7 separate regions of the Homo sapiens genome follow, and regions 1, 2, 3, 4, 5 and 7 are each linked to region 6. The links are chromatin loops, found by intact Hi-C in ENCODE. Cell type or tissue: A673. All regions are shown on one strand. Region 1 overlaps ASTN1 (astrotactin 1). Region 2 overlaps LINC01645 (long intergenic non-protein coding RNA 1645). Region 3 overlaps BRINP2 (BMP/retinoic acid inducible neural specific 2). Region 4 has its middle 140 kb from the start of LINC01741. Region 5 overlaps CRYZL2P-SEC16B (CRYZL2P-SEC16B readthrough). Region 6 has its middle 80 kb from the start of LINC01741. Region 7 has its middle 56 kb from the start of SEC16B.

Region 1 (4,000 bases), 880 kb before region 6:
ATCACTTCTTTTTGCACAGTTGTAGTCCTGAATGTGAAACAGCTTCAGAGAGACCACTAAGCTTTTGGACATCCTGGATATATACAGGACATTCATTCTGGCCCTCTCAGACTCATGAAGAATGCAATGGACAATGGGCTGGACCTTTGGAGGCACTGGTTGGAAGGATTTTTAAAGTGGTACCCGAAGGTGATTGTAGATATGACTCATCGACTTTATAAAAGAGTTCTCTCTTATGGGGTCCAGGGAGCTCTTTGTGATTCCCTTCTTGTTTGCTATGTAATATGAGCCCATTTAGAAACATCACGAGGCATTTCAGCATTGTTGTTTCCCAGAGGAAACAATGAGGAAGTTTTACCTAGCACGTTAAGGCAAAGGACTCTATGACTATAAATATGGCATATAATTCATCGCATACTTGCATTTTGTTTAATAATCGACCCAGAGCCAAGCTCAAACCCTTCCTTGATTATAAGAGAACTGTATAACTACTCAAACCAAAAATAAGAATGACGGCTTCAAATAGAACTAGCCCTCAAATCACTTCACCCATGACTAAATTTTCACTGACAGGGAGGCTTACGCAACCCAGTCAACTGTGTGGCTACGGGTATTTGCAAAGTGGCCACAAGCTGACCCAAGACTCCCCCCTCCTCCAGCCCCTCACCAGGCCCCCAATCTTTTTCAATATACTGTACGGATTGGGCGGAGCGAGTGCGGGTGGGGTGAGGTCTTTGATCCTTGGTGTGATTTCTGGGCAAACAGCCCTTCATTAATGCCTCATGGCATTTCTAAATGGGCTCATATTACATAGCAATCAAGAACAGAATAGCAGAGAGCTCTCTGCACCCCATAAGAGAGAACTCTTTTTATGAAGTCGATGAGTTGTAGCTCATAATCACCTTCTGGAACCACTTTGCAAATCCTTACAACCAGTGCCTCCAAAGATCCAGCCTATCAAGCATCACATTCTGATGAGTCTGAGAGGAACAGAATGAGTGTTCTGTGTGTGTCCATCATTCCCCAAAGCCCAGTGGTCTCTCTGAAGCTGTTTCATGCAATGTATGGAAAAGGGCTCAAGCATTTCAGAAACCCAGTGCTTTTTTGTCAGCAAACTCTACTTCATTAAGAAAGTAAGTAAAGGGCGGACGTGGTGGCTCACTCTTGTAATCCCAGCACTTTGGGAGGCCAAGGCGGGTGGATCACGAAGTCAAGAGTTCGAGACCAGCCTGGCCAACATGGTGAAACCCCGTCTCTACTAAAAGTACAAAAATTAGCTCGGCATGGTGGCGCACGCCTGTAATCCCAGCTACTCGGGAGGCTGAGGCAAGAGAATCGCTTGAACTCGGCAGGTGGAGGTTTCAGTGAGCCGAGATCACGCCACTGCATTCCAGCCTGGGCTACAGAGCAAGACTCCGTCTCAAAAAAAAAAAAAAAAAAAAAAAGGCAGTAAGTAAAATCCCGGCCCCCCCACCAAAAAAAAATCAGTAAAGATACAGTTTCTTTTCAAAAAAGATTATTGAAATTTCGCCATGCAAGTCTTGCCAGAGGGCTTGAGGGTCTCCTGGTTGGCTCTTACCCACCTTCTAATTATACGCATTTCCTAACTGACCCGCAGCCCTCCTTGTTGAGAATTTGTTCGAGTCTGGGAAAAGAATTTCCACGACATGACCGCTAGATGGTGATATAAGTCTAAAATGACTTTCGTGAGCGGGAGGAAAAAAAAATGGATAAATCTCACTTTGGCACTGTAGAAAATAAACTATGAAAAAGTAACACACGGCTACTTTAAAAAAATGTTGTGGAGGTACAATTTTTCTTTAACCGGAGAATAAAAAATTAGAGACTAAAACAATTCCGTAACATTTACCCGACAGAGAAAAATATAGAGGGGCATAGATGATGACAGGATAATTAAAGGAAAATTAAATTCCGAAGGGAAAATAACCCCTACCCCCAATATCCTTAACATGGAGTAAACACTACTTCAAAGGGGAAGTAATATGCCACCAGTGCCTTTTCTCGCACCTTAAATCCCCAAATACCCAGGCATGCTCCCCACGCCCCCTCCTCTCATTACTAAGCATGTACCGTGCTCATGACAAATGCGGCCACTAGAGGGCGCTGCGACCACAAACACTCCGGAGCTGAGGGTCCGAGGGCCTTCCTGCCCTCCAGCTGGCCATCGCTGGGTCCTGTCATAGCTGTAAACATCTGAGGGGTTGCTCCCCTTGCTACTGTTTTCTGGCGATCCCAATTAAAATCAAGATGCAGCGAATCCCCCTCAAAGCCCTTCAGTTCTAGATACCTAGCAAGATTAGGGAGTAGAGAGGAATGGGAAGGATGTAGAAATCCGTGGAGGGAACCCACCAAACTCTTGTTTTAATTCAGAATCATATTTTCTGTCTCCGGAAAACCTTCAGGTCCACATAAAAAGAGCCCCGCCGGAGGCCAAGACCCACTGCCTTCTGGTCCCCTCGCCAAACAGGATGGGGCTGTCTGGAGAGGAGCTGGATTTGCACAGGAGTGATGAGCAGCAAGCTCCCAAAAGCTATCTATTCAGTTTCCAGCAAAGAATAGAGATGTGTGTGTGAGGGAGATTTTTCAAAGAAGAAATGCATTTCCTATGTTCAGTTAAAGATACAATTGGGAAGTACTCTTTAAAATGATGGAGTCCAATGGTGAAAGCCCAGATAAATCTCCCTTAGCCCAAAGAGAGCACCTATAACCATCACGTCTGTGGTAAGTGAGAGTCGTTCAGGTCCTAAAAGCTTCAGGAGAGGCTGATCTTTGACCGTTGCTTTTAACTCCTCCTGTGTGGGAGTGAACAGTGGGGGAGGTTTGTGTGTGGAGTGTTGCAGAAGAAGACCCTGCCTTACTTCCTTGTGAATCAATGGCTCACCCCCTCCACTGCCCACACCTATTACAGTTCTTTAGGGCATCTTCCCTCTTCTACCCTCTAGAGTCTGAGTAGAACTGCTCTAGAGGTTGGAGACACTATGCTGTCTTTTAGCAAAATAAATATTCTAGTCCAATAAATACACTGCCTCTCTGGACAGAAGAAATAAGCTACAATTAAGGTCTCAAAATCTTATAATTGACAAAGGTGCCTTTTGATAAAGAATACCCAGGTGTGGCTCCCTCCCACCTCTGTTTGCAGAATTCACTCCACTGTTGTCAGGGAAGGTCCGGAGTCCAGTCAGGACACTTCAGTTTCTTACAAATAGAAGAACATCCAACCTGGAATGTAGTTAACAATCCTAAAACTGCAAAGCATTTTGCAAATACAGCTTGCTATAAATAAATGTCATTTGCTTTAGGCTAAATCTGTATCCTACAGCATACAGTGGATGAGTTTCCCCAATAGAATATTGTGGTATGAGAATATCGCGTCCTTAAAGCTCAACATGTCATTGTGGATGTGCACATGGCCTTAGGCATGTATATAGTGGCCCACCTAAATTCAGGAGCACATGAGGGTGACAAAAGTGACCGGCCCATTCTCATGCAGGGTCTGCTCTTCTGGTGGTAACTGACAGGCCATGAGGTGAATTAGTTGTTAGGAAGTAAATTGGTACAATTCCTATAGGATTCTGAGGCTGCTTAAGAATCTCTCTCCTGAGTTGCTGCCCAAGGCAATGAGATGCTAATGACATCACGGCTAGAATGACAGAAGCAGTTCATTAGGCAGCAAAGAAATCAAATGCAAGCTAATCAAATCCCAGCTTTTGGAGACAGCTTAGGATCTACAGGAAAGAAGGCTTGATGTGGGGCAAATGAAGCACAGCCACCCTGAAGCCCACCAAAACCCTGCATTCCAGGATCTACCCCAACCCCCACCCCAGTCTACTGCTCAAGCCAGATGTCCTCGAGTCATCAAAATTCACACAGAAGTCTATCCACCCAGTCTCTAATCAGTCTCTTGGGATGTACAATCATGTCTTTGGACAGAGAGATCACTATGGACTTAAAATGAACTGCTAGACCTGCCATGATGACA
Region 2 (4,000 bases), 420 kb before region 6:
CCCTGCAATAGACCTAGAAGGGCAGGGGAGGGGGAGAAGTGGGCATGGAGTCAACACTGAGAAAGCAGAAGCGACTGATCCGGTGATTAAAAAAGGCAAAGGAGAGAAGAAGCCAGTGGGGATTAGGAGGAATCTGCACCTCCAGCTTGAGCAACTGGGTTAACAGTGGCACCATCCATTCATACGCAGAATGGAGAAAAATGGGAGGTATAATAGGACGCAATTTGAAATGCGCACACACTGTTGAGGGAACCACGTGAGTCTTTAAGAAGTATTTCCTGTCCTTGGAGTCTGCAGAAGCCTTGGGATTGTCATCATCTCCAAAATGAACCAGGAATAATATCATTTTTTGCCTCAATCATCCTTTCCTGCCTCTCAATCCACCTTCCTCTGTACGTACCAAACTGTTCCTTCTGCTCTGCCTTTTCGAGTTGTGCTTGTTTCCCTGCTGATCATGTGTACCCTTACTATAAAGCTAGCATTATCTCCACATTTTGTTGCTTCAAAACTGAACACAAGCATAGCCAAGGCACCAAGGAGACACCACTAGCTGTTTGTTGACTTGAACTACACAGAGCTAAAGATTCAAAGGAGAGAAAGCCTTTCTGTAGTTTTTGTATATATTTAAAACTTTCTTAGCTTAGTAGCTGTTGGGAAGTTTAGAAACACACACACACACACACACACACACACACACACACACACACAGAGAGAAATAAAAATAAAAGCAGGGCGGCTCCTGCTTGGGAGAGACCTTGCCCTTCTCTTTTCTTTGCATATTTAGCTAATTGTCATTATTAGAACCCCACCTTCCAGGCAAGCTGGTAGCAGCACCCAGAGGTTTAAAAATTGTTGGGAAGGTGGGGAGACGAGATGGCATCACTCTTCTGTGTCAGACAGGGACTCTGAGTAAGCACAAGTAACAAGGAGACCTTGAGATCAGGGCAGCTTCTGTGAAGAGTGGGCAGGCAAGCTCAGCCCTGGCAACACCTGGGCACATGACTCTTTCCTAAGTCATAGGAGGCTCCCACTGAGAGAGAGACTGTCTTCTCAGATGGTCCATTACTGCAGGATTACAATCGTAAGAATTAGCTTAGATCCCTTATGAGAGGGACCAGATTGAAGACAATATGCTGCTTAGTTTCCCTAGTTCTCTTCCGTTGCAAACAAGGCTCTAAAAATGCTCTGCAGAACTAAGTCATGAATCATGTAGGAGAGAGCAGGAAAGTCTAGGATGAAGGAGGAACTGCTACCAAAAAAATGAAAACAAACCACAGGATGGGGACTCAATGGCAGGAACTGAAGGGTAAAAGATCCTGTAGCAGGAGTCCCACGGATGTGTACAGAGAGATGAGGGAAAGAAGTCTGAGAATGGAGAAAATTGGGGAAAGGAGCAATAAGAGTTGCCAGAACATTGTCCTATGAATTGTGAAGTAGTCCTAAGACAGGTAGATTCACACAGCTGGTGGATTCACATACCTGGGTGGGCACACGGAGAGTTATTTGCAGACATAGATCAAGCTAGTCTCTAGCACCACCCCGGCTCCCCGACCTTCCCTTCTGGCACTGAGGTCATTGGCATCCCAGAGAGGACCAGTGGTCTCAGTCTTCTGACTTGGGATCACAAAGGCAAAACTCTAGAGGCCTCATGCAGGTTATGTAAGTTGAGTGAACCCAACTAGGTATAGGAAAAATCATCCACCTGGATCTCACTATTGATAGAAACCTGGATACAGAAAAATATGTCTTGACCATCAGGGAATCTGCAGTGTGAGGGGATGACAAAAGGGACTGGCAGTCAACCACAATGTCAGAAGACAATGGGGTGTGGTGGGCTAGGTAGTACACAAGGGGGTCTGTGCCAAGCTGAAGGGTAGGGTCACCCTCCTACAACGCATCATCAGCATTGGAGACTGCGTGTCCAGTGCCTGTTACATATGATTTTTGAGAGAAGCTATACTAATTTTTATATGATGTCTGCCAACTTAAAAATATTCAGATTTTTAGATGTTACAATTGATATACACAGGCACGTTGCATTCAGCCTGCAAGCAGTCAATTTAAAATCCCTGCTCCACTCCAATCTTTCTCATTTTGTATATGGGGAAACAGGCCCATAGAGATGTCTTGCCCTCTGTTGCACTGTGAATTGGGGCAAAGACCACATCTAGAGCCTAGGTCTCCCCAAACCCAGGCCTCCTGCATCTCCTATTGTTTCAGCTTGTTTCTCTGGTTTCCTCAGCCTTACTCCCCACTCTCAGAATCTGTTTTGGCCTCGTATGCTGCCCCCTGGTCGTCAATAACATCACTGCATTATTCCACTCAGCATCCTGTGTACCACACATGTACACCTGCCCCCAAAAAGTCAACAAAAAACTTAATCCTTCAGGACCTGTAGTGAGTTGAGTTGTTCACATTCCCACAAACATGTTCACATCCTAATCCCAGAACCTGTGAATGCTAGTTTATTTGGAAAAAGAGTCTTTGCCGAGGTAATTAAGTTAAAGATGTCGAGATGAGGACGTCATTCTGAGTTAAATGAGCAGGTCCTAAGTGAGTGGTGTCCTTATAAGAGGAAGAGCACAGACAGAAGAGGAGGAGGTAATGTGCCCCTGGATGCAGAGATTGCAGTGATGTGGGCATAAGTCAAGCAAGTCAGCAGCCACCAGAAGGTGGAAGAGGAAAATAATAGATTTCCCCTCAGGGCCTCCAGAGGAGGCACAATCCTGCCAACAGGTTGATTTCAGACTTCTGGCCCCCAAAACTTTGCAAGAGCTAACTGTTGTTTTAAGCCACCTGGTTTATTATAATTTGTTACAGAAGCCACAGGAAACTAATACAGAATGCTTTCTTCTGCTAAGGGATAGGAATTTCCTGTGAGAGTAATAACAGTAATAACTACCATTTTGGGGACATTTCATCTGTACCAGGTCCATATGTTTCCTACAGTCCTCATACCATTTTAAAAAATAGATGTTATCTCCTTCCTTACCCCTCTGCCCACCTATTACAGAAACAGGGAAACAGACACCTAGAAGCCACATAGCTCCTAAGCAGTAGAGTCACGATTTGAACCCCAAGTTCTTTATTCTCACTACATTACCCATAGGGAACTCCCTCAAGTAAGCTTATATAACAGTGAACTTGCAAAGCTCCGAAGAGTGGCTCTTATGGTGGAAGTTTCCGTTCTAATAGGTCACTGTAGACATTTTTGTTTGACGATTACTACACTTCTAAGATTTAATATGTTAAGCTAAATTATGCCAATTAATATTAACAGAAAGAATCATGCTTGGTGCACAGCTCTGTGTCCTGGGCTCATGGTTGAGGCAGAGCTGTGCTAATGCACATGACTTTCAGTTGCAGGCATTGTTGGGCTGTGTCCTAAGGTGAATCAACATAAAGAAAAGCCCTGGCTGCTCGTGCACTGATAACTTCATCTTTTCGGACATCTGGGAACTACCGCCACAATGTCTGGAAAAAAAATGACTTCAAACTAATGCAGCAGAGGCAAACCATGGTTTGGCCAAAAATGGAACAGAATTTACAAGGGAAAAGGGAAGTTCCTGGAGTAATATGGTGAGTAGATTCTGATCCAGAAAAATAAGACTTAAGTATGGATTTTAAATGTTAAGCTTGAGTAGTTAGAGAATTAAAGTTAATCCCTTTAAGCCTCAATTTGCAAATCTGTAAAATGTAAAAATAGAAATAATATGTACATATTATATGGAACAGTTTCTGGCACATATTTGGTTCTCAGTGAATAGTGCTTATTAAATTATTGATGCTGTTGCTATGAATTGTGCTGAGCTCACTCTCTGCCTTATTATACAAAATTTTGACTAAAATATTCTGTAAGAGAATATCACAAAACCATCCCATCACTAGCTTATTTTTTTCTTTTTATAGTTATATTAAGAATTGCAATCCCACACCAGAAATAAGCACCCTTTCAAATTATCCTTTAAAATAACTTGTTGCAAGCATACATAAATTCACT
Region 3 (4,000 bases), 600 kb before region 6:
TTTGGGTAAGACAAACCTGGGCATCAATCTGGTCATAGTCACTTACCCACTGTGTGACCTCTGCTATGTGTGGCTTGTATCAGCCTCAGTACCCCCACCTAGTAAAATGGATATTACACCTTATGTTGCACAAAAATTGTAAAGATTAAAGACAATGATTGACAAATAGCAGAGTTGAGCATCCTTAAGCCTGGAGGAAAAGGTTTCCCTGAATTATACAAGGACATATTCACAGTGGTTTTCATCTCTCAAAAAAGCAGTGGAAGACTTTCATCAATAAACCCTTACCTAAAACCCCAATATATAAAGCAGATAAAAGGGGAGCTCTCTCGTTGGAGCAGGCCTAGGGGGTCTGGAGCTCCGCCACCTGTTTCTTCTCTTTCCTCACCCACAAGTGTTCCCTAGGGCAACTCCTTGGAACCTAAAAGTATTCAAAACACATTGAAGACCACTGCAGAAGTTCTTTAAAAAGCAAAACTTGTGATTCATTTAAAATCACAGGTGATATATTAAAATTGATTTTAAAATATAAGACTTTCACTCACCCAGACACATCTGCGAAGTTCTGTGAGACTAGGACCAATCATTGTTGTTCTCCCTCGTTCTCAGTAATTGAAAATGCAAGGAGTTCAATGTCTATGAATGAGCGCCTGCTGTGTGCCAGGCACTATACTAGATGCTGAGAGTATGCACTGTAAGATCTCTTTCAAGTCTAACAACTCTCTATGAAGTAGATACTATTATTCTCGTTTTGAAGATGAAAAAATAAAATGGGTACAGAGAGGTTAAGTCAATTACCCAAGATCTCACATCTAGTGAATAGTGGAGTTGGGATTCAAACAAGTGTTGCAGGATGAATTAGAAAGCCAGAATTTTGCCATTAACTCCTGCAGCCTCTTCAACAGTGGACTGGGAGGAACAAGTGCCTTGCTCAAAGTTTCGTGCTTTTTCCCAATACTCCTCAGTTGTGATTTTTTTTCTTCTGTTTTCATTAGGGTACCCAGGTCTCCCAGAACGAAGGCAGCGGTCCTCCCTCGCGGGGAGCCCCAGCTCAGGGAGGGCAGAACATCAGGCCCAGCGGCAGCGGGTAGCTGGTGACTGGGGCCTGCCTGTCCCTCACTCCGGTTCATGCCCCATCCCCACCACGAGGCTGCCGGGCTGAGAGCGCGGAGACTCCTGCTAGGCTGTAGTCTGGCAGGCCGGGGGACTGGGTTTACTGGAAGAGTGTGAGGTGGGGATGCAGAGGGAGGTCCTTGAAATCCCCTTGAGACATAGAAATAACTAAGCACGCAGTGAGGACTGTGGGGGCAGCTAATGTCTGCCACCCCCTCACTCGGTGTTCAGCCATTTATCATCAATACGTCGTTAGGCAGGAGCAGGGGCAGGTGGCTGACGGGTGTGCCGGCGGCTGGCGGGGTCTTGGGAGGCGCCCTGCACACGCCTCTTCTTTCTGAAATCTCCGACCTTTCGGATTTGAGCCGCGAGGGACCGCGGAGCAAGGGCAGCCTCCTCCGGAAGCCTCGGGTCACTAGAGACCCCTAGAGGCGAAAAGCTGTGTTACAAGCCCCCGGCCGCAGAGGCGCAGGCGGGATTCTTGCCCCGGAGGTTGCCGAGGAGTGGCCGGTACCTTTCCTAAAACCCTTATCTGTAAGTACACTCCGGCAAGCTCGAAAGGGACAGCAGGGGAGCCATGTGTGCGTGCGCGTGTGCGGAGAAGGAATGGGGAGGGACAGTTGCATTTGCAGAAGCAATCCTGTCTGGAACTAAGCTGATTAGTCCTGGTGCCGTCCCTCCCTCCCTGCCCCACCCCTCCCATCCTCCCTGCCCCACCCCTCCCATCCTCCCTTAGCTCCCTCACTCAGCCTCACTCAGCCCCTGCAGCAATCCAGAGACTGCCCTCTTTGGCAACTCCCCACCACCTCCATCAAGATAATATCCTTCCCTCAGGGCCCTTCACACCTCTCAGTAACCTGATCAACTAATTTGTGTTAAGGTATTAATGACTAATAATGATTTAATGTGCTGCCCTCCCAATTAACACTAGAACATTTCAAAAGAGAAATTCACAGATTTTAACCCAAGTGAGACATGGTGCTTTTCCTTGTTGAGAGGAATTGTAGGCCCTTCAAAACGAACCATACAGACAGCTGCTGATTCTTTACATACGCTGCATCACTCCTGAGCTTAGCAATGTTTGGAGGCTTTATGCAAAGGCTCAAGCAGAATTTCCCAAAGAGGGCTGCTCTGAGCTACAACCCTTAAAGAACGCACCAGTACAGGCTTAATGAAGAAAAGAAACCTGGTGCCGCAATATCATGTCTTTAGAAGTTTCGATGGTTTTTTTTTGCTCTCGTATGTGACGACATGGTCATTGAGAGAAGAGGCTCAGGCATGGTGAACTTGGGTTCAAGTCTTTGGCAGGCTCTGCTACGTACCATGTATTTGATCTTGCCAAGTTACTTTACTACATTAGCCTCAGGATGCACATCTGTGAAATGGATGTGGTACAACTCACAGGGTTAGAGTATGAAATGAAATAATGCAGAATTAGTACTCATCAAGTCTGATATGTAGAATGCTCCATAAATGACAGTTCTTTTTCTTAAACTTAGGGGTTTTGTTGTTGTTGTTGTTGTTTTTCTTTTTTTTTCTTTTCTTTTTTTTCTTTTTTTGCCCTGTCTCAAACTCTCAGTGCAGGGCAGCATGCAAATGCTGTATTTATTTATTATTTAAAAGCAGGATGAAGCAATCCAGCCTCCTAGGCATGGTTGGTTTGGTAATGAACTAGATTTCTTTCCAGGTGATGGCAGTGTGTGAGCTTTTTTTTTTTTTTTTTTTTTTTTTCTTTTTCTGCTTCGTTTCTTTAGATGTATCTCACAAATGCAGTGAGCAAAATGGATTTGGCAGTGACTTAAAAAGACTTCATGTATTTTGGAAAGAAAAAAAAAAGCCACAACAAAAACTGGTTTGTTTTTGTGATATATGGTTCATGTGATATGACAAAAATCCATTTTTATGCTTAGGAAAATTGGCTAATTTTAAAACAGTTGACACATGCCATATGCATATAGAGTAATGATGGATTTTGCTCAGGCAAACAACAGAAGAACACAGGGCCAGCAATATCTTTGTTAGGGCTTTAGTTGCTTAAATTCTTATTTGATGGGCAGATCTGCCCCACGTAGGAGAGGAGAGTGACAGGAAAAATGGACTCATCATGGCCTCAGGTAATGGAGTCAGATATTTGATCATAAAGATACTAAGCTTAGGACACAGACACTGTGTTTTCATTAAATCAGTGAGAAGAGACTTGGGAATGTACCAATGTAGCAAGCTTATATTCAAGAAAGTAAACAGTTTATGAAGATATTTTCTGGATAAAAGGTGTGGATGGTGCAAAGGATACTGACGTGGTGAACCATCATATTAAACTTACCCTGGTCATTCTTCCTGTTGGAGACATGAATGATTTTTGAACTTCAAATACTGTTTATAATGTGCTTTGGGTTCCTCTGGTTTACAGTTCTGCATAAATCACACTGAAAAGGGAATCCCACATGTTTTCCATTACTGCTAGATAGGGAAAAGAGACTGCATATGAAAGTAAGATGCTACAAAGATGGGACATTCAATGAGAAATAATTATGAAAACTTTTTTAAAGAGAGAGATAAGTGCTCTATTATCTTGATTTCCTTCCACTTTCAGTTCCCCATACACATCGACCAGATACCCAGCTCCTTATAGGCCGATGGTATGCAATCTACTTGACTCATAAAAGCATTTGGCTTTTATTTTACTTTATTTCTTTCAAGGCAAGATTTAATTAGTGACTGCAGAGAAAAAAAGCTGAACAGCTTAGAGGAGGTTTATGGTTAGGTTTGTAGGACTCAGCAATTTGACATTCTAATCCTGTCATTTCTCACCTTAAACTGAACAGAGTCAGCAGGGTTTTTTCCCCATAATTCATCCAGTTATTAGGTCTCCCCTCCCCTTACTTTT
Region 4 (4,000 bases), 220 kb before region 6:
TGTCACTCCTCTGTTTAAAACCTTCAGAGCCTCATAATACTTTCAAGATAAATTCAAATTTTGTACCATGACACAGAAGAGCATTCATGATCCACATCTTTCCAGCCTCAATTTGTTGACTCTCCCCAAAGTCATTCATGTCTTTTCATTTATTGAAAGCTTTCTGTTTGCTACACATACCATGATGCCACACACCCTTTTAGTATTCTTGTGTGATTCCCTCTACCTCTAGTACCAAGCCTAATCTTACCTTCAACACCTGAGTCAAGAGTTTATATTTATGAAGCTATATATTTCTTCTCTGCACTTTCATAGCACTTCATACATAACTCTCTTACAGCACTCATACTAGGCTGGCATTTTTTATTTTTTTCATCTCTCTTTCCTTACTAGACCTCCTTGAAGCAAGGCCTATATTAGTTGATCTTCATGCCAATGGCACCTAACAGTTTAGCTCATCCACAGATGTTCAATAAATGCAGGTTAAATTTTTAAAAAAAGATGGATGGATGGATGGATGGATGGATGGATGGATGGATGGAAGGAAGGAAGGAAGGAAAGAAAGAAAAAGGGAGAAAGGGTGGGTTATAAATTGAATGCTTGTCTGCCTCCCAAAATATGAATGCTGAAACCCTAACCCACAATATGATGGTATTTGGAGATAGAACCTTTGGAAGGTAGTTAGGGTTAGATAAGGTCATTAGGTTGAGGCCTTCATGATGGAATTAGTATTCTTATAAGAAGAGCCACCAGAGAAATTGCTCACATCCTTTCTCCTCACACATTCAAGAAAGGCCATGTGAGCCTTTCTTCACAGCAAGAAGGCAATTCTCTGCAAACCAGGAAGAGAGCCCTCACCAGGAACCAAGTCAGCTGGCACCTTGACATTAGTCAAGCTTTCTGAACAGTGTGAGAAAATAAACGTCTGTAATTTAACCTCCCACTCTATGGTATTTTGTTACAGCAGCCCGAGCTGACTAAGACAGATTTGGGTACCAAGAAGTAGGGTACTACTGTAATAAATATGTAAAAATGTGAAGGTAGCTTTGAAACTGGGTAATGGATAGAGATTGGAAGAATTTTTAGGAGTATGCCAGAAATATAGGCATTGAAGTCTATTCTGGTGTAGTCTCAGAGAAAAAATTAAGAATATTTTATTGGAAAATGGAGGAAAGGTGATCCTTGTTATGAGGTGGCAAAGAACTAGGCTGAACTGTGTTTTAGTGTTTTGTGGAAAGTAGAACTCATGAGTGATAAAATTGGATATTAAGCTGAGGAGATTTCTAAGCAAAGTGTTGAAAGAGTAGCTTGGTTCCTTCTGACTACTAATAGTAAAATGTGATAAGAGAGAGATTAATTGGAAAAAATAATAGTTATGGAAAATGAACCAGAGCTTGAAGATTTAAAAAATTCTACCCCTATGTATTTTGCAATATGCCTATCCATATTGCAAAAAAATGAGAAATCTTGTTCTGAAGAGGAGACTAAGGTTATAGATGAACAACCATTTGATAAAGAGATCATGAGTGTAACTCATGAACTTAACTGGCCATTTTAACGAAGCCAGGAATAGAGATGGGATTATACCAGCAAAGACATGGCTAGTTTAATCCAAAGGAAATAGAGAAAGCAGAATGTAATGAAGGAATTCTGTCAGATTTCCTAGATTCTACAAGACCAGACCACAGAGCTATTTGGCTGTGAGCACACACTATTCTTCAAGGAAAAGGAAAAATTGATCCCAAAGATTCAGAGATCATAAGGAATGCCACTCTCACCACAGGCCCAGAAGCAAGACTGTTTCCTCCTTGGTTTCAAAGGGTGGGGCCACCTCTTTGGTTTTCCCAGGCCAGGATGATCCTGCCCAGTGTTTCAGAGGTGGGGGCCATCCTTGAAGAAAGCTTGTGGTATTTTATTTTGTCAGCCTTTGCTAAGACAGGAAGGAAGGAAGGAAGGAAAGAAGGAAAGAAGGAAGGGAGGAAGGAAGGAAAGAAAGAAGGAAGGAAGGAAGGAACCTGTGGATATGCCCATGTCCAATGGCTCATGGCTGCAGATGATCAGCCATGTATTGAGATTAAGCCTGTGGTTTTCTCTGCAGGGGTAATTAGCTCCCCTGGGGAGTCACATTATTGACCTTGCATTTATTGGTATCCCTTGATCTAATCAGAACTAACAGCACAGATAAAAAGGGAAGTGAGAACCATTAAGCAGGTGATTGTGTGGGGTAAAGACCACAAAGATTCCTTCCATCATTTACCTGAAAGTGTCAACCTTGACTTTCACATTCTACGATTTGGGAAATGTAGGGTCTGTAATATTCATAAAACCCTAAATTATGAAGAAAATTCATACTAATAAAAATTCAAAATTAAATGAAACAAAAAGAAATGCTACATTACATAGTGGTATCTCAATTTCCTTATTTGCTTCCCATTCTGTCTTCCCTGCCCAAAATAGTCCATTCATTCTATCATTATTGAAACAAGCCTTCTTAAACATTTCAATGGCTCTTCATCATCCTCATTATTAAATCCAAATTTCCTACAACTCACACTTTATAAATTGGCCTCTACCATCCCAGCCATGATAAATAATGCCATGCCTTCACTCGCCCCTTCACCTCTGTATATGCTTTTCTTTCTACCTAGCACACCTCTCCACCCATCACCTATGCCTAGTCATCCTCCAGGTTTTAGCATATATATCACTTTATCTAGGAAGTTTTGTCTGACTTCCCAAATATGGGTTAGATTTGCCTCCCTCATTCTTATAACACACTCTCTATTTCCCTTTAAAAAATTGTAGTACATGTAATTTACTTGTTCATATGCCCCACAGACAAGAAGCTACTATATGGGGAAAACTATTGTATTCATGTAGTCATGTATGCACCACGACTGGCATATAGTAGGTGCTCATTAAATAATTTTTGCTAAATGAGTGAACTGATAAGTTTCTAGAACTTGTAAATGATCTAAGTCTAATGACAACTCTACATGTTTATGTTATTTAATATTTAAATGAGCACATTCACATCTCATTATCTCATTTAACTCTTAAAACAACCCAGTGTAGCAGGACAGGTACTAATCAAACACTGTCGATTGTCCACTCAATAGCCACATCATTTCTCTTTTGTACTGGCAGGAGCCCTGGTTTTCTTCTAGAGCTCATTTTCCTCTAAGTAACCAGAATTAATACTGATTGGCTTGAAGTAATGTGGTGACTGTGGCAGCCTGTTTCCATAGAAGACAGTCTGAGGCAAGGGTTAAGTGCTATTTTGGGGAGGTGCATTGCAAGGCCTAGGGAGTGAAGGAAGGAGGCAGTGAGACAGGTAATAATGAGAAGTAAACAAAAATTGATGCTTTTCCAGGTTGCCACCATTTCGCAAAGTGAAACAAATTCACTCAGCTACTTGAGATGTCTTTAGACAAGCTACATCAAAAATCCATGCTTCAGAACAGCCTATCACAGGGGAAAGAGAAAAGGAATTTTTCCACAAGTCTCTTACCACTCTCTGTCTCCCACTAGTAAATGTTTGCCCCATTAAAAAAGTAACTGCTAATATGGTGCGTCTTCTAAGTGCAGAAGTGATGGGAATAGCCAAAGACTTAGCAAAGTGGTGTTCACTTGCACAGAACTGGCCCAGGGTGCTGTAGCTCCAGCAGCAGCTGCAATGGTGCAAACATCCAAAGGCCCAGGAGACAAGAGAATAGGAAGACATTCATGAGATAGGGCAGATACAGTGGTAATTCCAGAGGTAGCTTAAGTGCTGGGATGTGGGAAGTCTGCTGGCCAAGGGGGAATGGTATGGTAAAAGCTTACAGAGACATTCTTTTATTATTATTATTATTATACTTTAAGTTTTAGGGTACATGTGCACAATGTGCAGGTTAGTTACATATGTATACATGTGCCATGCTGGTGTGCTGCACCCATTAACTCATCATTTAGCATTAGGTATATCTCCTAAAGCTATCCCTCCCCCATCCCCGCAACC
Region 5 (4,000 bases), 170 kb after region 6:
TGCTGTGTGCCAGGCGCTGTTCTCGAGCATTAAGGAAACTAACTCGATTTCATGCCAGCTCCATTACAAGGCACCACTCTCATCCCATTTTACAGCTGAGACCACTGAAGGCTGCCATCTCAGTCATACTCGTAGGTGTGGCCCAGGTAGTCTGCATGGAGGAAGGGATGGTGCTGGACGTCAGAGCTCACAGAGGATTTAGACGGAGGAGGACACGATGTCAGCACTGGTCTTTACGAATGTAAGGTGACAACAGCATCATGTAGAAACGTTGAGAAGAGGGCGGAAACCACAGTATGGACACCACCCACACAGCTGATGCTCTGAGTGGGACGAAGAAGGGTGAGGGCGGAGGTAGAGGACAGAGGATTTCAAAAGAGGCCGGAGAAGGAGTGCGGAGCAGAGGGAGGGTGAGCAGACACTGGGCTGGGCCTGCGCTCCCACTCCCTCCCACAGGACAGCTGCGGAGGCTCAGAAGAAAGGGAGAGCTGTCTGGAGAGATGGGGAGAAGGAGCTGACAGCAGGAGTGAGGCACAGGCCGGGGCGGCAGGCAGGACGTTCAAACATCAGCAGTGAGGCAGGAGCCTCCAGCAGAGAGGCCTCTGCAAGGTTTTGCCTTCATATTATAAAATACAGACCTTTAGGGGACATAAAAAGAAATCCTACACCCTCCCACGCTTAAGCTAATGAGGAAAAGTTCAGTAGATAACTTAGCCCCAGGTACTAAGTGCCAAAAAGCAAAGCTGCAAATACAGCTGCCTGCAGCTGCCTGACAGTGACGGTGGTGGCCTCATCTGGGCTCAGTTACCTGGAAAGAAGGGATGAAGGATTTGGGGCGGCCCAGCATCTGACAGTACTCGAAGATTTCCGTCCTCTGGATTGCCTCAGTTGTTGCAAATTTCAAAAACTCTTGACTAAAACCAGAGAATAACAATAAAAGAGATTGAGGTGTGGGGGACGCAGGAGTTAAATCCTAGTGGCTCTCCAAACACCAGCTGCAGCCTTTCATGGGGGAGTTTCCATCCTGGGCTGATGCCTGCGGCGGCTTCAAGAGAAGAAGGAGACTCTGGGCTCCCAGAGTGAGTGTTTCACTTCCTCTCCCTCTCCCTCCTTGAGGCTGAGGAAGGAACAAAACAGAACTCTGCACCAGAGGCACTGGGAGGCGGAGGCTGCAGAAAAGGGGGGTCACCTGCCTTCTTGCTGAAGGGTAACTCAAGGCAGGCTACCTCGAAGGACACTGGGCCCTACTCTTAGACACACAGAGAGCTGGCCCCCATGCCCATAAAGCCTGTCATGTACCTGTGAAGGGCACCCCTAGTTTGAGCAAACTCGCACAAAAGAGGGGAGCCATGTAACACTCCGGGAGCACTGAGACCAAAAGGCATGGCAGAGCAGGTGAGGACTGCTGAGCCAGAAATCAAACACGGGTCCATACATTGGATGTTCATTCCACCAGTGAGGATGGGGACTGAGTGAATGTGATCTGGTTGGGGCAGGTGGTGGGCACAAGAGTCTCATGTGACCCAAAATTTCTCCCATCAACAACTTGCTATGGTGTTTAAAAACCACAATCACCAGGTTATTCCTGGGGGTAGGACTTTATTTCCAAGAATTTCCTCATTCAACATAAACCAACGTAAACATAGGAGGGGAGACATATTAGCCCATACACACTTATTGTACATTTGGCACAGAAGGGATTCTTTGACAAGCTAGCCATGTGCTATCAGAGACCAGGAACCTGGAAGGAACAGGCAATGAGCTGGGTACACTGCCTCAGTGGTAGGCAGTGTGGTGCAACAGTTAAAAGGGCTTTGCAGGCTGACTGCCTGGATTCCGAATCCAACTCACCCACACCCTCACTGTACCATCTGAGACAAGTTATTTCATCTCCCTGTGCCTTGGTTTTCCTCCTCCATAAGTGACGATTAAAATCTTTGCTTCACTTCACTTCTTCATAGGGTAAATGTGTAATAATTAAAGGAAATAGTGCAAAGAAAATGCCTGGCACAACGTAAGAGCTTAGTGACTCTTAACACGTATGGGGAGGGGGATAGAGAGATACAGAACAGGGAGGGCCTCTAGGGAGCAAATCGTTCTGTCCATGCATTCATTCACTGAGAGCTGATTGAGGGCCTCCTGCAGGAAAAGCCTAATGCTATGGCCAACAGAGAATGTCACCAGTGGGACTCTAAGTAGCTTGTGCACCAAGTCATTGTAGGGATGCTAGGGCCCCAAAGAGGGACTAAACATAAACTTCTTCCATTTTCCAGTTTTGCCTGGGTAGGCTCTCAGAACAGGCCCAGGGCTGCCTAACACGGACCCACAAGCCTCCACATGTAAAATGTTGTTTTTTTAAAGGAACAAAGTTAGCTTGTGGAGCCAGGGTGCCACCCAGTGGCCAAAGGGCACAATACCACACAAAGGCATCAGCCCACCTCTTTGCAGAGGAGGACCTGTGGCCTGAGGCCCCCGCCAATGCTGTAATGTGGGGCCCACGGGGCATCTCCTTGCACAGACCTGCACAGATAACAATCCCAAATAAGGGAGCCGGCGGTAGCTGAAATTCACATGAGAAAATGAAAAATGGATCCATAAAACCCAACAAGGGCTAAAACAGTCCCTTGGAAAATGTCCTTACTGTTTCCTTTCTCCCAGGTCGCATACCTGTGGCTGCTGCCCAGCAAGACCAGATGGTCTGTCTTCACGGTGTAGTGGCCAAAGGGCACGTGAGCCATGAGATAGCAGAAGTGAGCTGCCTCCACAAGCCCCTTCCCAGCTGCGGGAGGAAGAGAACAAGACCCAATCACGGAGCACACCCGTATGGGGAGCCATCATCTGGGTGGGATGGGAGACAGATGGAAGAGTGGCCTCGGGGGTCAGAGGGGAGAAGCCACATGGGACTAAATGAATGAGCCTTTCATAGCGTGAGTCACAGACCCCTAAACCCCACTCCTCCTCCCACAGCCCATTTGGCCTCAGACGTTACATTTCTCTTCAGCCAGAATAAGGCACAATTTCACGTTCTCCCTAAAGGACTTTTTACGAGGAATTCCCTAAACGTTTTAGTCTTTCCTCAGGGTGAAAAATGAGTTTGAAATGCCTGCACCTGAGCAAAGAAGGAGACTACTGAGAGTGGTCGTTCTTAAACTAGGCTTCCTGAGGCAGCATTGCTTTCCCTGCTGAAGTCAAACATAAAAATCATATTAATTACCAACATGTTTTGAAATGTTCTCCCATACATTTTCCACTGCCTCAAAATTGAGTTAATTCAGCTAGATACAATACCTAGCACAGTGCCTGGCCCCCAAGAAGGGCTCAACAAACATTAGTTCCCTTCCACTCAGGGTGCTGCATGGCCTCCATCTGACTTGGCACAACCTAACCCATAGCTATTAAAGTTTAACAGAGCAATATTTTAAAAAGCCTCATGGGAGCACCATGATTTCTGGATGCTCTGCTTCTTGGCTAAATTTGAGAACCACTGATCTGGAACACTCAATAGCCCCCTAAGCGTTTATAAGGCCACATTCACAGAGAGATGATAGCAAGAAAGACTACAGGGTTAACCCAGAGTGGTTCAGGCAAAAACAGAATTTCCTATCTGATTGAACTGGGTCACTGAGAAATTTACAGCAACAGGAGGCAAGGTGTCCTATGCGTTAACTCCATCCACAGGGGAATCTGACCCAGGGCTAGAAAATCAGCTGCTGAGAGGAGACTCCTACAGCAGCAGAACACCAAGTCTCAGGGGCCTGGCCTGCATTCACTCACGGCAGAAATTCTGTGAAACAGAGAGGCAAGAAGGACACGTGTTTCCCTGGAGTTTCTTTCCCCAAAACATGGAGGCTCCTGGGTCCAGGAAAAGCCTAGGGCATAGACTCTGGCCCTACCTAGAACCTGAGAATCTAAGGGCAGGATGTTTAAAGCTGACCTGGACGGGGAGGGGAGGTGAGGAGAGGGAGGGGAGGTGAGGAGAGGGACGGGGAGGGGAGGTGAG
Region 6 (4,000 bases):
CCATTGTAGCCACATTTTTAGGAAATTGCTAAAAATGCCTTTGGCAGAGGGAGGCACGGCAGGCAGGCCTTGCATGCGTGCCTCACACTGGGCAGCTGTGAGTTTTCTCATGGTTCCAGAGTGGGCCTGAGGCACTAGAGCACTGGCCAAATTGCAAGGAATCCTGCGAAAGGATGAGAATCCCAGCAGGAAGTTACAGAGGGTGCCAGCCACGTCCCAGGAACATGTAGTTTGAACCACATTTGAGAAACCATCTGAGAAGGCAAGAAAAAGAAATGAAAAATGTCATTTTATCCAAAGAGCTTTGAGGAATTGTAAAGACTTTGACCATATTCCAGACCAATCAATCTGACAGCTGCTTCTGTCCAGTCTCCCCCATATTTAGTGTATGGACAAAGAAGAGGCTCACTCTCCAAGAGACAACAGTGCTACAGTTTTGGGGAAACATGGTACCTCATATGTGGGCCCCAAATACCCAAAAGGTGACAGAGATCAATGGCACTAATCAAAGAATTTAGGACAGAATTTTAAAGATATTTTTTAAAGAAACAGGCATAGTTTAATAAGGAGACAGAAAAATCAAAACTAAACCTCTGTTACAGATGTATCTGGATTTTTTTCAAAATTACAAATAACAACAGTGAACTCAAATACTGAATAATAAGTGCACGGCCCTCAAAAGTTATAGATAATAAACACATGCTACTTGTAAGGGAAAGGGGAGAAAAATACAGCCCACGTTTAGAAAGCAAAGTATCTTGAGGAGTTTGGCAGGAAGAAAGAGGAGGATTAATTAAATGTATGCAAGTGAAAGGGCCTCTCTTCTGAACCAAATGACCTTAAACCTAAGGCAGGAAAATAATAAAGAATGGGGTTTGGAGGAAAGTGAATGGATTTAATTGTCTCAAAGAGAAATGTATAAGTGGAAATCCAAGGGTTCTTTAATGTGTATGTGTGGGTGTGAGGTGTGTGTATGTGTGTGTGTGCATGCATGCGTGTGTGTGTATGTGTGCATGTGTGCATGTGTGTGTGTGCACACATACATGTGAAAGAGAGTTTTTCATGGTGACAGAAAAATGGAAATCAGTGGCACTAGGTGGCTGCCGTTCTCACAGTGAGAGTAAGTCCCATTACATCTCATAACAAACGAGCACAGTGAGCCTTCCTATTAGTATTGGGCAAATGATCTTCCAGATGTGCCTAAATCCAAACCTCACAAAAGGAGCCAGGCCATAGAAAGGCAGTTTGCTCTGAGGCAAAATGACATTTTTCATGCTTAAATCACCACTTCCCTCCTCCACCATCCCCTCTTTGAAATGCTGAATTGTTAGAGCAGTGGGCATTATAGAAAAACAGGCAGGTGGAGATTTCAGTTGGGCAGCTAGGAGCAGCCCATCTGCATTCCCCTGCCTTCCCAGAGCTCTGCCGCAGCTTCCCCACTGACCCCCTAAACCCCCACCGCTGGCTCCCTCCTGCTGCCCAACTCCTCTGACTCGGGCTCCCAGGAAATCCCACCTCTGCCCTGATTTGAATTGAAACATCACCTGTGGATCCAGCCCCGGGCCCTCTCTAAACCTGGTCAACTAGTCCAGTCCAGATCTTCCTGGCAAAGCCCAGTGTCCCTCTCACCCCCGGACACCCATGACAGGTCCAGGATTGGTGTGTGGTGAATGTGGACACGCCAGACATGTCGTAAGGCCATTTTGGATTATTTCCTCAGCTGCTTCTAAAAACAGCTGCTTCCTAACTCCCCATCTCTAAATATCATAATTCACCCAGACCTACAAAATGTAAATGGAATTTAATAGAAATATTAAAATGTAAAACTCTACACAAAGTGTGTGAGGGAGGAGGCAGGCTCTCCAGGAGATCTTGTACCTTTTCCTCAGTCCTACAATTACATCTTGGGGTTTTAAAAAAATCTGGGAAGATATTTAATGGATGAACAGAAATGGAGATGGGAGGAGGGGAGAGTAGAAGACAGGGAGGGAGAGAAACAAAAGTGAAAGGGAGGGTAGAAGGGTGGGAGGGAGAAAGAAGGGACAGAAAGGCATGTGCCCTAAGCGGCTGATACAATTTCCCAACTTGGCTCACAACTCCTCACTTTGAGCACAGTAATATTGCCACCTAGAGGCTTGAAAGTATGCTCCCGAACTTGGACACTCTTATGCAAGATTTATTTATTTGTGTAAGTAAACTCGTTATGGAGCTTTGAAAAGATGGAGACACATGATGGTGGGAGTGGGGGATAGCGGGGGTACTATCCAGAAAGTCAGCATCTAGCCATTTCACAGTGGCTAATATTAGTCACCTACTGTGTGCCAGGGACTGAGCAAAGTGCTAAGAGTACAAAAGAGACATAGTTTCTCTCCTCAAGGATCTCAGTCTGCGGAGGAGACAGACACATATATAAGTAATGCAGACAATGAAAGTTACCATAAATGTACAAAAACATTGTACACACAGTATAGGTGAATGGGAGATTAATTCTGACAAGAGGAGCTAGGGGAGGAGCTTGATCTAGAAAGAATTTACTGAAAAGATGGAACTAAGTGGGGTCACAGGAAATCTAGAGACTCAGGAGAGAATACCAGGTTGAGGTAACCATCAAATGAGGCGCCAGTCTAGAAAGGACACCAAGCATGCTCACTACGACTGGATTACAGGAAATATGACTCTTACCCACAGGTGGAGTGAAGAGAGGACAAAAACCAGGAGGATGAGCTGAACCGATTTGTAGAGGGCTTTGAATGCTAGGCTGAAGAACGTGTACTTTTTAAATTGCACAAGGACAGGGCTTTGTAACTGCTTTATTCACTCCAGTGTGCTCGGCACCTAGAATAGGGTTTGGCACTCAGTGGTTGGACAAGCAACATCTGTGGAATGAATGACTATAACAGGAAGCCCATGAAAGTTTTGGAGAAAGAATAATTGGATAAGATTTATGTTTCTAAAAAAACATAATTTGAGACAATCTGTAGGAACGGAAGAAGGATAGAGGCTCCATTAGATATCTGCTTCCAAAGTCCAAGAGGTGTGGGTCTGACCCAAGGCACGGTGGAGAAAATGGAGAGGGCTGAATGGCTGTGCACAATTTTGACAAAGTAGAATCTAGAGGACTTCAATACCAACACCAGGTATATGGGCTAACCCAGAATGATGGCACTGGCCAAGATAGGAAACGAAGAGCTGTTTGGGGAAGAAGATAATGAGTTTAGTTTGAGAAATGGAGCATTCCAGTTTCTGGGAGTAGAACCAAGTATAGATGCCTAGCATGCAGTTAAAGATAGAGTGTGGCGCTCTGGGCACACGCATACTCCCTGCACACACACACATGCACGTACTCACCTGATCTAAATACTACTGACATTTTGTTTACTGCTGTTAGAGAGAAGGAGCCTACACTGATCTTGAGAACCTAGGCAGCTGCTAGTTTTAATCTTGTGGCCTTGAAACCAAACAGCAGTGTTTATTTTGGAAGAGCAAGAAGGCTAGAGGAGCATCCTCAGTTTCCATATCTGGAAAATATGAATTACTGTAAAGATTGAATAATCTAACCCATGAAAAGTGCTTAACCCAGTGTCTGACACAAGAGATAAGTATGCAATAACTGTTAGCTTACAGTTTAATTTCTCATGTCTTGGAAGACCGCAAGATTAAAGTTCAAAACTTGGCCATCCATTGTATTAGTCCATTCTCACGCTGCTAATAAAGACATACCCGAGACTGGGTAATTCATAAAGGAAAAAGGTTTAATTGACTCACAGTTCAGCATGGCTGGGGAGGCCTCAGGAAGCTTATAATCATGGCGGAAGGGGAAACAAACACATCTTTCCTCACAAGGTGGCAGGAAGGGGAAGAATGAGACCTGAGTGAAGGGGGAAGCCCCCTATAAAACCATCAGATCTCATAAGAACTTACTCTCACTATCACGAGAATAGCATGGGGGAACCACCCCCATGGTTCAATTACCTCCCACCAGGTCCCTCCAACCACACAT
Region 7 (4,000 bases), 130 kb after region 6:
TCAAGCCACAACTGTAATACCACCTCTTCCAGGAAGCTCTCACCAACTCTTCCCTCCATTCAATCAGAAGTAAACCCTCCCACCTCTCAAAACATTCAAGTTTTATCATTTTTGTGGCACTATACTGCCTTGTATCATAATCACTATTGCATTCACTTTTGCTTATGGTGTGTCTCCCTTTCTAGATTATAATCTATATTTTAGATGTAGATATAGAGCTAGAGGCTGGGCACGGTGCCTCACGTCTGTAATCCCAACACTTAGTGAGGCCAAGGTGGTGGATTATTTGAGGTCAGGAGTTCGAGACCAGCCTGGCCAACATGGCAAAACCCCATCCTTACTAAAAACACAAAAATTAGCCAGGCATGGTGGCAGGTACCTGTAATCCCAGCTACTCGGGTGATTGAGGCACAAGAATCACTTGAACCTGGGAGGCGGAGGGTGCAGTGAGCCAAGATTGTACCACTGCACTGCAGCCTGGGCAACAGAGCGAGACTCCATCTCAAAAAAAAAAAAAAGAAGAAGTAGAAGAAGAAGAAGAAGAAGAAGGAGGAGGAGGAGGAGGAGGAGGAGGAGGAGGACGAGGAGGAGGAGAAACAAACAAAAAGATATAGGTCTAGAGATGTATATATTTTACATTCCCTTTCAATGTCTAGAACTGGTCTTTGCCCCCAACATATACTTAGTAAGTATTTGTTGACTGAATACTCTTATGTAAAATCTATCAGGGGCAATAAAAAATTACAAATGATTCAACAAAATAGAATTCAAAGAAGAGAAGCCTTAAAGCATTGGTTTTTTTTCCTAATTCCAAAAGCAAATCCTCCTCTTGGAATTCAGAAAGTGACAAGAGTTGTTGACACAGGAATATGGGGGAAGAGGGAGTTACATTAATCAGGGATCAAAACAAAAATCTTTATTTTCCCAAGAGTCCCTTGGCCTCTGCCAGATGCTTTTTAGGAGGAAGAGATTTCACTTTTCAGGGATGATCCCCATAGAAATGGGGGTGAAATTCAGTTGAAAAGGTAAATAAAAATAAAAGAGTTAAAAGAACACCATCAAAAGGCACATAGAACTCCCAAGTCAGAGTTCTAATTGGTCAGGCAAAATAGGATTGTGAATAGAGCAGAAGGCTGCACTGCAAAAGACCCTCAAACTGCCAACAGAAATCTGAAATCCTGAACAATGAACACCAGGCAGGTTTGGAAGAAAATGCTACTTCAAAGATTCCTAGTAAGACCTTTTTACCCATCTGGAGAGACCACACACACACACACACACACACTCACGCTTATGCACATAACTGATGAGAATGTTCCCAGGCCTTGGTAACCTTCCAACAACCATTGTTGCCAACTGCTGTGCCCTTTGGTCCCAAACCACCTGCCTGGTGCAACACAAGCCAGAAATTCCAGCTGAGCATCCCAGGACCATCAAAGTTTACACTAGCCAGGTGACTTCCAAGCCTGAGGGAACAGCCAGCTCAAACGTTTCACTCGGGATCACACCAAAAAGCAGCTGCCTGAATAACAGGACCATAACCAGCTCCACTAAGATTTCCCCTCTGGATAAGAAGGGTCACTGGTGCAGCCAGGATATGCGCCGTGAGGCAGGAAGAAATATTCAGGTAAAAGAAGCAGAGAATGTGATAGTCTATGTATTTCTTTCCGGGGAATTTCAAACCTTCTTGGACACAAAGACCTAGACATGACCACTGACATAGCTTCTCTTTGCCCCTCTACAGCTATCCTAAATCATAAAATAGCTAGAACTTATCCAAGATCACGCAACTCCGGAACTCTCACTCTTAAGCATATACTATACCATGTCTTGTGTTAAGATCCCAGGGAAATCCTCGTAGTTTGTATCTCACATGCTCTCACTGACACAGAGTAACCCCTCAATCTCTCCACTGGGATATATGCATGTTCCTGAGTATTTATCCAATTCAGTAAGTTAAATGAAGCCTTATTCAGCACGTGCTAGGTGAAAATCAGGACTAGATGCAGGGCCAGCTCCATCTGGTGGCAGGAGTCAGGGCTCTCCTCGTTGCAGCTCACCCCCAAGGAGAAGGTGCTTGGGGACCCACTGGCCATAATGCTGGGTGGGATGTTCTGTGCAATGAGCAAGAAGTTAAATCTTCTTGCATCCTTGATCTGCTCTCTGCCTGCCTTGTTTAGTCACTGCCTTCCTTTCCAGATCATGTCCTCATATTTGGTTAGTGTGGTAAATTAAGCCTTCAGCTCCCTACCAACCCCCACATCCCAATGCCTCAGGGTTATAATTTAGGCCAGCTGTGCTCTAGTCTATACTTCCCTAGACCATCTCCCCATTAGATTCAGCTGTCCTCATCCTTCCTACCACCAGAGTGATCAAAACCTGAGGATGGGCCTCAGACAAAAAGACAAAGGAAGCCAGATTTTAGTCCAGTTCTTGAACTCCTCAGGATGCAAAGAGAATGCTGTGACACATACATGGTGAAGCCAGCTCGTCCAGGCTATGAGTTCTATGTGGGGCTTTTAGCCAATACTCTGTAGTAATAAATAGCATGCAATTGTCTGACCTTGTCTTCATGCATTTTCACCTCAAAACCAGTAGTGGTGAACTGGGACTGAGTGAGGAGTCTGGTTTTCAGGATCTCACCCATGTCCATCTCCATGTTAAAGATACAAAGATCAACGACCCATGGTCCTTCCCTTCCTTCGAGGAGCATACAATCTAGTGGAGACATAGATTTCTGACAAGTAGTCAGAAAAAAGGTAGTCTGTGCCCTGGGAACACAAAAGAGGTCATGATGGATGTCAGTGAAAACATTAGAAGAGGTTTTACAGGCCTTGAAGGATGAATCGGATTCTGATGGCAAGGAAGGGAAGTGCAGTCCAGGTCAAGGGAACACGTGAGTAGAGACTATGACGCATGAAAGGGTGTGCAGTTTCGACTCAGACGGATATCAATGGTTGACACACTGGGTGCAGGAAAGGCTCCATGTTACATGACTCGGCTTTTGTCCTTTAACAAGTAAGCAGATACTATAGGTTTGGAGTATTTATTTTCTGAAAACTTCCCTACCTCTCCCTTGAACTCTGGACTAGCAAATCCAGCTCATGGGCTTGGCATGCCTGTACTTGTCGTGGTCACACATATCTCAAACTTAATGTGTCCAAACCAAACTCTTCCTTTTCTCTCCAAATCTACTCTTCTTGAAGTCTTCCCCACCTTTCTGCTGCTTGAGCCAGAAACCTAGGAGTCAGGTTATATTCCTTTCTTTCTGTCACACTCCATAGCCAATTCATCAGCAAATTCTAATAGCTTTACCCTGAAAATATATGCTGAATCCAACCACTTTCTACCACCATCCCTATGGTTACCACCTTGGTCCAATCACTATTATCTATTGCCTGATGTATGTTTGTTTGTTTGTTTGTTTGTTTTTCAGATGGAGTCTTGCTCTGTCACCCAGGCTGAAGTGCAGTGGTGCGATCTTGGCTCACTGCAGCCTCCGCCTCCTGAGTTCAAGCGATTCTCCTGCCTCAGCCTTCTGAGTAGCTGGGATTACAGGTGGCCACAATCACACCCAGCTAATTTTTTGTATTTTTAGTAGAGATGGGATTTCACCATGTTGGCCAGGCTGGTCTTGAACTCCTGACCTCGTGATTCACCCGCCTCGGCCTCCCAAAGTGCTGGGATTACAGGTGTGAGTTACCCTGCCCAGCCTGAGTTATTACAAGAGCTTCTTGTCTGCCACCCAGAGTCTAACCTCTACTCAGAAGCCAGAGTGATCCTTGAAAAATGTAAGTTAAATCATGTCACAGTCACTTCTCTGCTCAAAACCCTTCAGTGGCTTCCCCTAACTCAGAGTAATGGCCAAAGTCCTTACCTTGGCCTCTGTGTCCAACAAGACCTGTCCCTACCATCCTCTCTGAGCTCTTCTCCTACCACTCCCTCCTCCTGCCTCACCCCCACATGCTGGCCTCCTTGCTCTTACTCATTCACCAAGCAT

The links. Peaks named below come from ENCODE experiments on the same cell type or tissue, not always from the same donor. Only the 100,000 strongest peaks of a DNase experiment are listed, where the experiment ranks them.
Region 1: a loop joins it to region 6, with 9 times the contacts of the local background. A loop is called at or near these places in 50 of 110 quality-filtered maps.
Region 2: it touches region 6 in a loop (3-fold over the local background); 4 of 110 quality-filtered maps call a loop at or near these places.
Region 3: a loop joins it to region 6, with 7 times the contacts of the local background. A loop is called at or near these places in 6 of 110 quality-filtered maps.
Region 4: it touches region 6 in a loop (4-fold over the local background); 6 of 110 quality-filtered maps call a loop at or near these places.
Region 5: it touches region 6 in a loop (7-fold over the local background); 13 of 110 quality-filtered maps call a loop at or near these places.
Region 7: a loop joins it to region 6, with 5 times the contacts of the local background. A loop is called at or near these places in 7 of 110 quality-filtered maps.

The regions. Positions count from the first base shown.
Region 1 is chr1:176,895,853-176,899,852 of GRCh38, forward strand. All of the region lies in intron 16 of ASTN1 (astrotactin 1), which reads right to left. Among named protein-coding and RNA genes, the nearest start is that of MIR488, 130 kb to the right of the region's middle. In A673, a CTCF peak has its summit at 2,118 (motif pointing right); DNase peaks (open chromatin) are centred at 1,669 and 2,109; H3K4me3 peaks cover 454 bases.
Region 2 is chr1:177,353,487-177,357,486 of GRCh38, forward strand. It overlaps LINC01645 (long intergenic non-protein coding RNA 1645), which reads left to right. Exons shown (of 4, transcript NR_126001.1): 2 at 3,361-3,579. Among named protein-coding and RNA genes, the nearest start is that of LINC01645, 3.9 kb to the left of the region's middle. In A673, a CTCF peak has its summit at 2,298 (motif pointing left); no DNase peak of the experiment used is centred here.
Region 3 is chr1:177,180,319-177,184,318 of GRCh38, forward strand. All of the region lies in intron 1 of BRINP2 (BMP/retinoic acid inducible neural specific 2), which reads left to right. Among named protein-coding and RNA genes, the nearest start is that of BRINP2, 11 kb to the left of the region's middle. RefSeq lists an enhancer at 1,218-1,779. In A673, CTCF peaks have their summits at 1,558 (motif pointing left) and 2,262; a DNase peak (open chromatin) is centred at 1,633; H3K4me3 peaks cover 481 bases; H3K27ac peaks cover 195 bases.
Region 4 is chr1:177,559,477-177,563,476 of GRCh38, forward strand. No RefSeq gene overlaps it. Among named protein-coding and RNA genes, the nearest start is that of LINC01741, 140 kb to the right of the region's middle. In A673, no CTCF peak of the experiment used is centred here; a DNase peak (open chromatin) is centred at 1,995.
Region 5 is chr1:177,943,753-177,947,752 of GRCh38, forward strand. CRYZL2P-SEC16B (CRYZL2P-SEC16B readthrough) reads right to left here. Exons shown (of 32, transcript NM_001356506.2): 20 at 2,668-2,779; 21 at 809-914. It overlaps SEC16B (SEC16 homolog B, endoplasmic reticulum export factor), which reads right to left. Exons shown (of 26, transcript NM_033127.4): 14 at 2,668-2,779; 15 at 809-914. Among named protein-coding and RNA genes, the nearest start is that of SEC16B, 24 kb to the right of the region's middle. In A673, CTCF peaks have their summits at 2,406 (motif pointing left) and 2,605; a DNase peak (open chromatin) is centred at 2,359; H3K27ac peaks cover 388 bases.
Region 6 is chr1:177,778,172-177,782,171 of GRCh38, forward strand. No RefSeq gene overlaps it. Among named protein-coding and RNA genes, the nearest start is that of LINC01741, 80 kb to the left of the region's middle. In A673, a CTCF peak has its summit at 2,135 (motif pointing left); DNase peaks (open chromatin) are centred at 1,220 and 2,080; H3K27ac peaks cover 3,002 bases.
Region 7 is chr1:177,911,858-177,915,857 of GRCh38, forward strand. No RefSeq gene overlaps it. Among named protein-coding and RNA genes, the nearest start is that of SEC16B, 56 kb to the right of the region's middle. RefSeq lists an enhancer at 2,797-3,996. In A673, a CTCF peak has its summit at 2,020 (motif pointing left); a DNase peak (open chromatin) is centred at 2,004.